2 separate regions of the Homo sapiens genome follow, and region 1 is linked to region 2. Evidence: read pairs that join two places in POLR2A ChIA-PET (ENCODE). Cell type or tissue: Caco-2. All regions are shown on one strand. Each heading gives the region's core, and the rest is flanking DNA. Links, peaks and the distances in the headings are about the cores only. Region 1 overlaps SYN3 (synapsin III). Region 2 overlaps SYN3 (synapsin III).

Region 1 (2,909 bases), core at 223-2,722, 97 kb after region 2:
CCCCACCCATCCCCGCTCCAAACCCCACACTGGATTATTTTAAAGCCAATCCAAGACACCATGTCCTTTCATCTGAAAATACTTCAGCATGTATTTCTGACAGATGAGGAGGGTCCTTCTTTTTTTGTTGAGGCTCCAAGTTTGTTGGGGGCAGAATAACTGAATTTGTGGTACAGCTTTAATGTGCACGTTTAACAAGCCAATGTTTTTAACACACACCCACATCCATACACACACGGCGTAGTGATTGTATGTCTGCCCTCATTTGGAGAGACCATTGAGGAATCTCTATTTGAGGCCCTTCTTAAACGTGAAGCCTTGGCCAGCCCTTCCCTCCCGCAGCGCCTTCCATTGACCTTCCATCCCTGTGGTTGGCCCTGTTTCCTGAATCCTCCAACCACTTTCACACCTTTGGGCCTTGTGTCCTTTGTGGCCACTTCTGCCTGGAACGTCCTTTCCTCTGTTGGGCACACTCCTGCATGACCAGCAAAGCCCAGTGCAAATTTCCCCTATGCACTGTCCATGATACCTCTTCCAACAACCTCCTGTCCTCCACAGGTCATCACTCACTCTTCTTTGCTTCTATAGCATTTTTTCTTCGTAATTCTCCTGAATGTTGATATTTCTGAGTTGAAATCATTTGCTTACAGATCTGCTGCCCCCACCAGCCTGGGAACCCTTCGAGGGTAGGGTCTGGGTCCTTTCTGTGTCCCCCAGAGAGGCGATCTGGTCCCCAAGCATGGATTCTGGCTTCAGCCTTGCCTGGACAAGCTATTGAATTGAGTCTCAGTGGTCTTGTTTGTGAACTAGGGATGCTATTATACTCAGCACTATGACAGGCCTCTCGTGTGGATTCAGTGCCCTGTGTCTGTGCGGCTACTGTGGCCCGACTGCCACAAGGAGACACTGAACAATTGTGACCTTCATCACCAGGTGTCAGCAATGACTCCTCCCTCAAAGGGGCCCCTCAGCCAGAGACATGTCCGTCCTTAGCATAAGGCCCTAGTCGTGTTTGGGCCCTGGTCGTTTTCCCCTCTGTCAGAGACCCTGGAAGTTTCCTGGCTGGTCCTGGGCCACTGAGCCTGCAGTAAAGGACCATGGACCAGCTCGCCACCTCGAGGCTCCTGCTGCCCCTCACCTCCTGCCCCCCACCTCCTGCCCCCATGCAGGAGAGCAGGCCCTGCGAACTCTGCACCCTTCCCTGGGGGCTTCTACACGGAAACTCAGTGCTGTCACTCCGGCTCCTGGCTGGGTCCAGGGGAATGCCCCTCTCTCCTCGCAGCTTGCAGGGAACTCCTGGCATCCTGCATTCCCTGGGAACTTCAGGTGTCTAGGAAGGCTCCGTCTGCCAGGCCAGTTGTGACCTAGGGAGGATCTTGCAGCTTGGCTTTCAGCCAATCCATTCCCACACGTTCACTCACAGAAGTTAGGGAGACTCCGCCCCCATTGCATTCCCTCCACTTTGCAGCTGAGAAGCTGTCCCTGTCGTACCTGGATGCCCTTTCTCCCAGGAAGACCTCCTCTGGCCCAGCCGTGCTGTGAACGAGCCCCAAAACAGCCCTCCTCTTCCCAAATCTCTACTCCCTGCAGACAGGTGGGAAAAAGCGGCCTGTGTTATTCTCTCTGAGCACTGCTGTGATGTTTCACACACTAGGGTGGGTTTAAAACTGCTTCATGGCCAGCCTCTTAGAACAAGTATGATTCCCTTATTAGAGCGTGCTATCCCTCAAAGCCCACTCCCTAAACTGAGAGCAGTGGCGTTCCCACCTTGTGACTTTTCCCACCTCCTCCAGAATGTGGCAGAGCTGGATGGAGCCGAGCCCTGCCACTTACTGCGACCCTGTGCCCCTGTTGTTCCCTCCCTGACTCCATTTCTCCATCTGTAGTTTTCTTTCTTTTTTTCTTTTTTTTTTTTTTTTTTTAGATGAAGTCTTGCTCTGACGCCCAGGCCGGAGTGCAGTGACACAACCTCAGCTCACTGCAACCTCCGCCTCCTGGTTTAAGGGATTCTCATGCCTCAGTCTCCCAAGTAGCTGGGATTACAGGCGCCTGCCACCATGCCCAGCTAATTTTTGTATTTTTAGTAGAGACCGGCTTTCACCATGTTGGCCAGGCTGGTTTCGAACTCCTGACCTCAGGTGATCCACCCACCTCAGCGGTGGATCCCAAAGTCTGGGATTCTTCCCATGGCTGGGATTACAGGCATGAGCCACTCGCACCCGGCCTCCCATCTGTAGCTTTCAAAGAGTCATTGCGAGGATCAAAGGAGTTAAACGCACATCAGCACTTAGCAGAGTGTCACCACTGTCGGCTCCCAACCACGGTGGGGGTAATTTTTTACTTTCCAATTATTCTTCCCCATTGGCAGTATTTTTTTTTTTTTGGAACATTTGTCTGAAATTTGCAGAATAAAAGGTCCCTTGGAGTCAGGGGCTGTTTCCATGGGGCCAGCACAGTATGTGCTTCATAAAGTTTTTTTTCCAGTGCAGAAGACTGGGGATGGAACAAAACTACTTCTGGATTCCGAGGAGGGGGCCCCGCTCTTGAGTTTTAAGGCTTGGGTTTCACAGCTTCATTTGACAAGCTTGAACCTCAGTTTCCTTATTTATAAAGTTGAGGTAATGCCTTCGGCCTTTTGTATATCATTAATAATAGCTACAAATGCAGAATGAAGTGGAGATTGAAGGATGATGACTAGAAATGGGACCTGCCCACAGTCTCTGCTTCCCAGGCCTCAGTTTCCTCCTTTGTGTGATGAAGGAGCTCTGCTGCTCTGGGTGACCTGTGAGTCCCCACCTCCCCACCACTGGTCAGACAGGGTTCATCCCCCTGTCCACTCAAGGGGAGACCCCAATATAGTGTAATGAAGAAAACTGGGGGTCTTGGCAGCTGCAATAACCCTCAAGGGA
Region 2 (2,909 bases), core at 287-2,786:
CCAAGGCAATTCTAACCTGCAGCCAGGGTTGAGAACCACTGAAATTGTTATGAAAGGGTCCTTAGAGACCAGCCAGACAAACTCCCATTTTACAGATAGGGAAACTGAGGTCCACAGAGTGGAAGTGACCTGACCACAGTCACATAACTGTCAGTTGCTGGATAAGACTAGAGTCTGGGTCTCTTGGCTCCTGTACAATGCCCTTTCCACTTAGCATGAGGGGCCTTCAGATCTCACTGCCTAAACAGATATGATTTCAGCTGAAATCCAAACCCATTTTGGACAACTGAGGCTTGGCCACTTTTCCATGGAAAAGCTAACCTTATCAGCTAAAGGCATTCAGGAAAAGATGCTCCCCCTTGCAAGGAGACCATTGTCCTGAGCTGTGTACAGAATCAAGCCACATAGTTCCTTCTGTGTTCCTCAAGCTCATCTGGAAAGAATCCTCCCTCCTTCGTAGTCACACATAACTGGGTTACTGGGAAGGTCACTCCAAGGGGATTTGTACAGTAGCATTTTATTTTCTTTGGCATGGTTTCCTTTGGTGTTGATGCAGATTTGGTGCTCCCTGGGATATCTGTTTTCTTTTTTTTTTTTTTTTTGAGACGGGGTCTTGCTCTGTCACCTAGGCTGGAGTGCACTGGCACAATCTCGGCTCACTGCAAGCGTTGCCTCCCGGGTTCACGCCATTCTCCTGCCTCAGCCTCCCGAGTAGCTGGGACTACAGGCGCCCACCACCATGCCCAGCTAATTTTTTTGTATTTTTAGTAGAGACGGGGTTTCACCGTGTTAGCCAGGATGGTCTCGATCTCCTGACCTTGTGATCCGCCCGCCTCGGCCTCCCAAAGTGCTGGGATTACAGGCGTGAGCCACCGCGCCCAGCCGGGATATCTGTTTTCTAGGACATATTGTCAAGTCTGAATGGAGGCACAGGCCACCAAGGCAAGGATAGTTAAAATGACCCAAAGACAGAACCCACATGATCTTCAGCAATATGCTGGAGCCCACTGAAGGCTTGCATGAGAAGCAAAGCAAGCCTCTGAAAGTGTACCTGACCACGGAGGAACTAGGGGCAGAAAATTTAAAATGTAGGTGAAGCTTAAAGCCCATAAAACAGTTTCTACAAAGCCTACAGTGTTTATTCTTAAGCCTATAACTTTCTGGTGTACCCCTGAGGATGACTGAATGCAGACATTTTCTGGCAACTGAATTAATTTAATATACAGAATGATCAACCATGAGTCAGTTAAATGTTAGAGGTGGCCTATTACAGTGGCTGGCTTTGATTTTAGAATAGCTCATTCATTCATCCATCCATTCAATAAATAATGACCAAGCATCTGTCCTGGGTTTGACGATACAGTGATAGACCAAAAAAGGGAAAAAAAATACAGTGTCTCCACTCATGACACTTAAAATTCATGGGGAAGAGAATGGGGAGAGGCACATAATCTAAAAGCAAATGAATAAGGAACTATCACAGCATGTGCAATGAAGGAAGTGAGCAAGTGGAAGTGATAGAGGCCAAGCCCAGTGGAAGAAGCTTTGGTATGAAGGTCACAGAAAGTTTCTCTGGACTGCAGATAAAACAGGGATTCGCACATTCCAGGCAGAGGGAATAGTGCATGCAAAGGCTCAGAGACAGACAGAGCTTCTTGACTCAAGGATCTCAAAGAATGCCAGTGGGTCTGAAGCTGAGTGAGAAAGGGGCAAAGGGGAGGAGAGGGCACTGAGCAGATGAACAGAGGTCAAGCCCTGCCAGCCCTGGTATTTCAATTGCAGTGGAGAGCCACTGAAAGTTTCAAGCAGAAATGCCACAACAGAGTTTCTGGGAAATACATCAGAACCCCAAATCACATGGTCTTGTGAGCTATCCCCGCTCGGGCTGATTATGACAAGAGGCCAAGCCACTTTTGCTGCAGCAAATTTTCTTTGTCTGTCATTAATTAATTAGCTCAGTCAAGCAGTCAGTAGCAGCTCACCTGCAAGGCACTGTCCTACACACTGGGGATACAGTGAGCAGGACACCCTAGACACGTCCCATGAAGCTTGTATCTGGTGGGGGAGGCAAACAATGAAAATGAATCATATGCTTTGAAATAGTGATAAGTTCCATACAGAAAATAAAACAGCAATATTAGGAAGAGTGCATGAAGCAGAAGCCACATTAGTTGAGACAGTCAGGGTAGCCTTCTCAAAGGAGCTAATATTTGAGCTGAAACCCAAATGATAAGGAGCCTGTGGCCATGAGAAAACTAAAGAGCACAAGTGGCAGGGGAAAGACCAAGGACAAAGGCAGCCTCAATTGAGGAGTCAAGGTGAAATTCTTCCTGCTCGGCAGCAGAGATGGGTTTAATCTTCGTGAGGTTGTTAGCCTGGGATTAAAAAGCCAGAAAGACCAAGATGTAGGGCTGTGGCCCATAGGACCACCCTCAGGTCACCAGGCCAGAGTCAGTGCTGGAAAGCTGAGGCAGGTTGTCAAACTGAGGTTAAGAAAAGAGGGCATCAGACACCTGATCAAACCATCCAGCGAGTCTTGCCCTGTACCTCGTTCTCCACCTGCCCCTGGCCCACAGACCAACTCCTGGAAGCAAGCATTTCCGAGAAGATGTTTGAACTTGGTATTATTCAAGAAATGCAAATTCTAACAAAATTAGGTAAGAAGTCCATTTTGGCCAATCAGATTGGTTGGCAAGGGTGAAAGTGATGGATGATACCCAGGAGTGTTGAATAGACCTCTTGGCTTGCAAGGAATTGAGATTTCTTCCAGTGGTAGCAAGTTGATAAGAAGGAAGAGGCATAGGCAGTTATTTTGAGTACAGGTGCACAGGAATCTGGAGAAGGACAGCAAGAGAGCCTTGGGATGGACAGGAACATTGAAGAATCTTTCTTCTCCATAAACACAACAC

What was found. Peaks named below come from ENCODE experiments on the same cell type or tissue, not always from the same donor. Only the 100,000 strongest peaks of a DNase experiment are listed, where the experiment ranks them.
Region 1: POLR2A ChIA-PET joins it to region 2 with 6 read pairs; 2 of 35 experiments call an interaction of 5 or more read pairs at or near these places.

What each region holds. Positions count from the first base shown.
Region 1 is chr22:32,614,446-32,617,354 of GRCh38, reverse strand. All of the region lies in intron 6 of SYN3 (synapsin III), which reads left to right. Among named protein-coding and RNA genes, the nearest start is that of SYN3-AS1, 41 kb to the right of the region's middle. RefSeq lists an enhancer at 721-1,220. In Caco-2, for the core only: no CTCF peak of the experiment used is centred there; a DNase peak (open chromatin) is centred at 1,387.
Region 2 is chr22:32,711,524-32,714,432 of GRCh38, reverse strand. All of the region lies in intron 6 of SYN3 (synapsin III), which reads left to right. Among named protein-coding and RNA genes, the nearest start is that of TIMP3, 89 kb to the left of the region's middle. In Caco-2, for the core only: no CTCF peak of the experiment used is centred there; no DNase peak of the experiment used is centred there.